2 separate regions of the Mus musculus genome follow, and region 2 is linked to region 1. Evidence: chromatin loops called from intact Hi-C (ENCODE). Cell type or tissue: gastrocnemius. All regions are shown on one strand.

Region 1 (4,000 bases):
GACATTTCCTCAAAGCTCCAACTTATTTTAACAGTTGCTAAATATGTGTTCTCATTAGAAAATCCATATAAACAAGTATGTTACACACAAAAGACACACACACACACACACACACACACATACACACAGAGTCCTGCACTTTCTCATAATCTACCCTTGATACTTGACTGCTAATAGAAATATATGCTTTTAATTTGATTAAATGTGAAATTTTTAAAAGTAAGCTATAATAGTTATAAGACTCATGGCCTGAGACTAAGGGCAAGGTACTATGACAGAAATTTCTACTTAATACTTTGTTCAAGAACCCAGAACTATATATTCTGATATATTAAATGAGAGCCTAGTCTTTGTCAAGAATGTACAGAACTCTGTTGGAAATAAGGAAAATGTCCATGTCACTCTGGGTTGTGGTCACCACTCTAATGATATGTGACATGGAGCCCCCTTTCCAAGAATGCCTGGTAATGTTCCTTCAGTTTCTCCTCTACTAAATGTACTTTAGGCAAGGTCTCATTTCTAACAGGGCTGGACAGATGTTTCAGCAGTTAAGGCTGTACTTTTGCTCTTCCAATGGACCAGGAGTCAGGTCTTGGTTCCCAAAGGTGGCTCACACTCTTCTGTAACTCTAGTTCCAGGGGATCTGATGCCCTCTTCTGATTTAGCAAACTTTAAGCATACAAGTGGTGCATAGACATACACACAGGCAAAGCCTCATGTTCATAGAACAAGATGAGTAAAGAGATCATTCTAAGGATTGTTGAAGGCAGACTTTAGAATGATCTTTTGCACAGTATCCAGTACAAAGTAGGCATGTAAAGGCTGCATAGGGTAAAAACCGGGACTCAAAAGGCCCATGATGCTAAAAGGTCATCTTTGGTGGTAGGCATATTCTTAGGATACAGAAATACCCAATGCCACTAACTACACCCAAGTAATTTGGACAATTGGTAAATGTCCTTGAGGATTCTCTCTGCCCCCTTCTTTTCTCCCCTTCCATCCAGAGAGCCCCCTGTGGCTTGGACCTACTCTCTGTGGGCTCAAATGCTTTCCCAGTTCTAGAGACGAAACTCCGACTGAAGTTAGTGGAATGAGCAGACTTGTTTTTACTCGATTTGCACAGCTCTCTTTAATGTCACTCATGCTAGGGAAAAACCATGACCTATACCATGGGACCTCTAGGTCTTACTTCTTTCCACATCACTCAGAAGGTGCCCAACAGCACTAGAAGATTACCACCACTGAAACTCACTCTGGGAGGTGAGCTGTCAATCACATTTCCCCAGCACATGAACCTGACCTCTCGCCCTTGAGCCTGGCGCCTTGGGCCAGGAAGCTTCTCCTGTGTTGTTGTCAAGTTTTCCACTGTGTCCTCAGGTCAGCCCCAAATGGCTACTATTGCTGTCCTCACACTATTTTTAGTCATAGATCAGTTATCCCTGACACGCAGTGGTGGGGATTAACAAAATGCACCCATATGCATCTCTGAGGGCTGACATGTGTGTCCCTAGCCCAAAGTAGTCTTGGGCAGTTCTGGGTAGGATTAGCAGGCTTAATTTTTTTATTATCTCTTTCTACTTCTCTTGGCAGAAAGAAAGAGGGACCTAGGCCAGAACCACCAAGATTTGTTTGAGGAATTTAGCACAAGCCTTTCTTTAACTATGCATCAGACCTTGTATTTTGCCCACACTTGATTCCTTGCAGCCCCCCGGGGTACAATTTTCCTTCTGTTGATGGAAAGGCTTCTATTGCAGACCAGGCTCTGCTTTTATGAGAACATAGAGTAATAGGTCATGCTGTGGGGATGTCCCCATCAGGAGCTCATGTGATGAAGGCTCCACATGCCAGAGGAAGGGAATTTCAGAACGCCCCGTGCCAGCTGGGAAGGCTGTACACGGCAGGGTAAGCTGCAACATAATCACATCATGTTCTGTAACCTCAGCTCTGATGCTCTCTATCCTCTTTTGACCTGAATTGAATGCAAGCTTGATCTTTAAATGCCTGTTGTTCTCAGTCTCAAGTACAGTGCTTGAAACGGCCTTTCTCTGTGGCAAGCACACCACACACCGTAACCCATACTTGCTTGGCATTTCTTTCCTTTAATGTCGTGGGTCTTCTCATGTGACAAAATGACTCTTGACTCTTATAAGAAGGTAAACGTTGGGGCAAGCAACTCTTAGAGCTTTTGTCAAATATGTTGTCAAACAAACAACAAAACCAAAACCCTTCCCTGGTTTGTTGTGTCACATGACATTTATCCCATAGTCTTTATGTGCTTTGTAGGAACTGTGTGCTTAGCTCAGAATCCCTGTGCTGGATTTTAGGAGCCTGATATTGGCCTCTGAGTCACTGCCAGTGCTAGTTCAGAGTCCTGCCTCAGAAAGTTGCTGTCTTTTGCTGGGCTGAGTGGGGTCACAGGAATCTCACAGATGGACCTACTGTCCAGGCAAAGCATGGTTTGTTCTGTACTTCCCAATAGAAAACAACTATAGTCAGAAATTCAGGTCTACTTGTGGATTTCTTTCTTAGCAACTGCCAACCACCCCTTTACTCACTCTTTCATGGTTGCAAAGCTTCAACATATAAACAGTAACTACATTTACCAAACCAAACCAACAAATTCCTTTCTTTCCTTCCTCAGGCAACACGTACTTATTAGGTATTTAAATAGCATGCTTGCCTGCCTCCTGTCTATATGTATTCTAAATGTAACAACTTTTTCCACTTAGGAGTTTATGAAAGATGAAACTGTGTCCCTTGTCCAGTTGCTGGCTGTGGATGAAGAGATTAGTTCTTCATGCCTCAGTGGTTTTTCCTTGAACACAAGATGGAAGGAAAGGGACTTTTCTCTGTGTTCTACAAGTGTTTTAGACTGACGGTCCCTGAACAAACCAGGGCATTTCTTGGACATTCTCTGGGTTCTGCTTACCCTTGGCTCACGCTGCACAGACTCCCATAACTCCTGCCACTCTGATCTCTTTCCTTGGCTGTGGCCACTTAGACACTTGGTGAATTTCTTTTTGCCTGTCACCTGCAAGCTAGTCTCTTGCCGAAGCTGCTACTCAGCTTCTGGCCTCCCACACCAGAACTCACTTCTACCTTTGTTTTTCCTCCTCCTTTTCTTGTGTTCTTTATTTTCCTTTCTGGAAATAGCTCTCCCATGTGTGTGCATGCATTGACTCACCCTGGTCTCTCACACCTGCAGACTCATCAGTAACGTTGGTCCTTGTACATTCTGGTGAATCCTCAAATCTGATTTCCTACTGTGGCCAAAATAACCCTGTATAAAGATGTCATATTGCCAATCATTATGACTTTCATTCTTTGCCTTTAATCATATCTCAAAAAATAAGGCAAGAAGAATAAAAATTATTGAAGGAATAGCATGAAAGAAGAGATGATGTTCTAGTAAGGCCAGAACACTTACAGGTAAAAACATCATGTGACTGTATGTTCAGTGTGTAAGGTCCCACCTAGTTAGTGTTGGGGTGAGAACCAGAGTCACTGGTGAAAGGGAAGTTCTGGGAACCCTCACCAGGTAAAAGACTGGGCTTGCTCTCTAAGCCCCCGAGGTATGTTATTGTACAGAGCAGTCTCGATTTTCATCCTCACTCTTGTCTTCTTTCACCAGACATTCAGGAAACTCTCTTTGGGAAATTGTCTGTGAAAGCCAGGAGGGAGTGAGATCTGCAGCACTGGCCAGAGATAGGGTCCTCGGAGGCTGATCTGTATGATCGCATCCTCAGCTTTTCCCAGGTGATGCTAAACTTGTCTCTTGTTGACTACAGTAGAGGAAGGGAGAGCATGCAGGCAGGGTGGTGGAAGCTTCTGCTTTCAGTAGTAGAGGAATATTGAGTTAGTTTTTTTTCCTTTATGTGACAATGTTACTGCCATGAAAAACAAAACTTTATAAAAAAATTAAACCACACAGGTGTTTTCTATGATCAATGAAAAAAAAAAAAGTAAGATTGAAAGTTGTATGTATCCTATGACTTCAGTC
Region 2 (4,000 bases), 530 kb after region 1:
CCTCTGTGTAGATTGACTTGGGAATCCCAGAGTCAGCATATTATTCCTAACCCAACCCCTAACTCCTGGGGTAATCTGTACATGGTCACTTGATCCCACCGGCTCCTTGATCAAGAACTTGTCTACATGAGCCTCCATCTTTCCCCAGAACTACCTACCTTGAAGGGTCAGAATGACCTTTGAAGAGACAGTGTCCTCCAAGTATGTCAGCAATTCAGAAGCTGACAGCTTCTAAAATAGCTGCTGTGTTTGTGTCTATTGCTCTCTGAAGGAGTGGCAGTGTCATTAGCCTCTGCAGGATTTCCATGCCAAAGTCACGCCTTCCCTTCTCCCCATAAGGCTCCACACTGCCTCTTGCCTCCCGGCCTGGGAAGACTTGGAGCCCAGAAGCCATGGCATTTAAGCACTGTCAGAGCTCCCACTTCAATTCCCGTAATGGTGCCAGTTCAGCAACTGTCATGATGACCAAGCCCGAACTGTATTTAGAAGCTTTGGGCACCGTACCATGTTCCAACCCATCTCAGAGTAACAAGAGATTTCCTGAGCTCCTGGGCTTGTGATTCAAGGTCCCCTCCTCCAAGGGAGTAGGGAGTTCAAGATAAATTTCTGATGATCTGTTTTCTCCTCAGAAAGAGGACTCCAGTTTTCCATGAATGTTATTATATAATACAACTTTGAATAACCATACTTTTTAAAGTAAAGTTTGCGAAAGATGACCAAAGAGAGAGAATGATAAAAATCACTCAATACAAGATTAGTACTGTTCACATGGACAACTGATACAAGGATAAATTCCCCTGAAAATACATTTTGAAAGTGCTCAGGATATATATATATATATATATATATATATATATATATATATGGACTTTATGAGACAGTGATAATAACTCAATTCATCTTTTTAGCAGCTTCTATGTCCCTTTTTAAAGTATTCTAGTAGAGTCCCATAATAGTTTCAAGATAATTCTTTTAGCGATAAGAGACAGTTTTACACACTTACACTTTAATACACTGTCTTCCACCCAAAAAGTGGGGGTGCAGTCTGATCATTTATACCACTAATTGTGTAGGCTGTCAGTTTGGGGGCTTGCTGCATGCAGAGGGTCTCTAGGCTCTCAGTGATGATAAACCACAAGAGAAAAGAAGACTGACCCCCAACTCTCCACCAACTGTCTCTAACCAGAGTCCCTCATAGGTACCCTGTCATTTAAAAGGCAATAGTGTTTGGCCTTTCCCCATTTCTGGGCAAGGAACCAACATTCAGAGAATGTGGTTTTAGGATCATGGCATCTAATCCATTCAAGGATTACCCGCCCCAAGTCCTGCTCAGATGGCCGTGTTACTCATTGCCTCCCTTTGTTCTATAATAAATCCAACCCTGGCTAATTCCAAGCCTCTATGCATCACTGAAGTTTAAAGATGGCATTTTGACAGGTCAGATATTTAGAAGTAGTGGACCACCAACCACTCAAAAATTTTAAGTCATTTTAGAAACACATGGAAATCATTTTCCCCAAGAATTCACAAGTCAGGAGGATGGGATCTTATTGATGGCATATGAGCTGTTGTATATGTTAAATTTTTATTGTATGTACTATCATCTTTGTATAATCTAAGTTGACTTAACAATGAAGGTGGGTTTTCCTTATTATATGAAGTATTACATGAGTGTTATCAAGTACAAATATAGCACTCAGTATAGAGCGCCCTTATAATAAAAGCAATAAAAGCGTAAGATAAGACTATAAATAAATGTACCATGAGAATCTATTTAAAATTCAAATGTCATTCGTAAGGTTATTTCATAGAGATCAGATATTCAACTATATTTTCAAGACCATATCTCATGTAGCCCAGGCTGGCCTGATCATCCTGCCTCAGTCTCCCAAAGTAACACAGGTAGTTTTCCTACCTGCATCTTTCTTCCCCCCTTCATCTTCATGGTAACCACATATACCTCTGACATACAAGTCAGATCCTTCAGGGAAGTCAGGGAGATGTGCTATGTATAGTCAGGGGCTTTTTCGTTTTAGACTCCGTAGTTATACTTTCTCACTCTTCTTCCCAAAGTCTCAGTAAAGCATCAGTGGCACAGAAACTCGGTGCTCACTAGTTTCTTACTCTCATTGGCCAAAACCACACCAACTTTGCTGTTGTAAAGAGAGACACACAGTTCCTTGGCCAGAAATATGCTCTCTGGACTCTGTGGGTGACCCCACAACCTCAGAAACTCCTATCCCATATCCTCTGAGGCTGTGTGTGTGTGTGTGTGTGTGTGTGTGTGTGTGTGTGTGTGTGTGTGTCACTGGCACTGAGAAGCAGCAACTAGGCACAGCAGGTGGTGGGGCTGCCCATGCCAAGGCTTTCCTAAAGGCTGTGGTGGCCCAGTCTGCCAGAGGAAAGGACACTGTGGTGAGCTCAATTTGTCTACTGCAGAGAACCTCCTTGCCCTGGTGGCTCAAGGTCTATTTTTACCACCTGGTGACACTGAAGACGCTTTGCTGTCATCAAAGTGAATGATAAATCAAGTCAACTCTGAATTATTCATCATTTTCCTGTGAAAAGGAACCTTGGATTTGAATCTGAAAGCAGAAGAGTGAGCCCGGGTTCCTTCCCTTCAGAAAGATGTCACCTGAAGGAAGCTACCTTCCCTGGCCAGTGCTCTGCCCCCAGCTGTGAGGAGTGCCCACATTGCCACATGCCCAATGTGATGAGTCACCAGAAGAGCACAATAATGCACATGAAGCACTTTGTAAACTGTAAATGCACTTGCAAATGCCCATTATCAACATCACAGCTAATCTTTTTCCCTCACAGCAATCTCTTGATGAACTTCAAACACTGCTAAAACTGAGCGCCACGTCCATTCGTCCATTCGAGATGAAGAAATTGAGACTTCGGGAGGGAGCAGTGTGGCTCAGTGGGATTCCAGTTCTCTGGATTCTGCCTACTTCCTCATGCTCATGCAGCTCACTCCCCCTTCCCATCACAACTCCCCAGTGTGAAGTGCTTCATTTCCTATTGCTAGATAGCTATTGCCTGGTTTGTACAATGGAGACGATAAGCATTTGCTTCGGTGAAGCGAAGCTCTAGACAAACTTCTCCCAGTGTTTCGTCTCAAAGCCTGAATTCTGTAAGGTGTGACCCAGTCACAAGGTATCTTGTGGTAGACTAGAGACTACAGGCCAGGGCTGCTAGCAATAGACTCACTCAACTTGCTCCATTGACCCCTGTATCACCTCCCCAGTGGTGACCCATTGGAGAAACCATGGTGCAAACTTGTTCCATACGACACTAAGTGCATTCTGCTTTAATCTGATTTTCTACTCATCTGCATGCAAAGCAGCCATTTGTTCATAAGGAAAAAAAATAACATTTCTCAATGGGGACAATCTGGTATCTCCTTCCAGTGGGAAGACAAATGCTTTCCATGGTACAAGTCATCTACTCATTGATGGTGGCAGTTGGGGGCTCAGAATTGAGACCCATGAAGCCAAATTTAAGATCAAAGGAGAGAGTAACAGATTGATTCGTGATGTCTTTCAGGAACAGAGGAGGACAGAGGAGCGGCATTAGTGCCAGGTGTTCACTATGGCAGTCTTTCTAAGGTCTCTACTGAAGACCACCTGGGCTCACACAATGTCCCTTTTACCTGCTTTCAGAGAGTAAAGTCCACGATGTCATTGTCCATACCATGTGTTGCTCTTTCCAAGTGGTCCAGGTTTTCCAGGGGCCTCTGAGAAGCCACTAATCTTTCTTCTCTGGTGATAAGGTCATCACGTTAACGAACGTCTGCTCTGACACAGTTGTGGTTTTAATGGAGAACTAATGTCTTCGTCAGAATCTATGCTATTTCACACTTCATTTCCTCCTCAGCTCTTGGATGGAAACCATCGGTCCTGATGATTTACTTTGTGGGAGTTTCCTTCTCTGGGGATTGCCACGCAAGCATTCTCAGGGCTCCAGCTGGGGAGCACCCAGCCTTGAAACATCAGTG

Evidence for each region. Hi-C counts contacts between places; a loop is a spot of excess contacts. Peaks named below come from ENCODE experiments on the same cell type or tissue, not always from the same donor. Only the 100,000 strongest peaks of a DNase experiment are listed, where the experiment ranks them.
Region 2: a loop joins it to region 1, with 5 times the contacts of the local background. A loop is called at or near these places in 1 of 42 quality-filtered maps.

Annotation. Positions count from the first base shown.
Region 1 is chr3:99,820,802-99,824,801 of GRCm38, reverse strand. No RefSeq gene overlaps it. Among named protein-coding and RNA genes, the nearest start is that of Spag17, 63 kb to the left of the region's middle. In gastrocnemius, no CTCF peak of the experiment used is centred here; no DNase peak of the experiment used is centred here; H3K27ac peaks cover 3,888 bases.
Region 2 is chr3:99,292,783-99,296,782 of GRCm38, reverse strand. The region is part of intron 1 of Tbx15 (T-box 15); the gene reads right to left. Among named protein-coding and RNA genes, the nearest start is that of Tbx15, 41 kb to the right of the region's middle. In gastrocnemius, no CTCF peak of the experiment used is centred here; a DNase peak (open chromatin) is centred at 2,355; H3K27ac peaks cover 3,829 bases.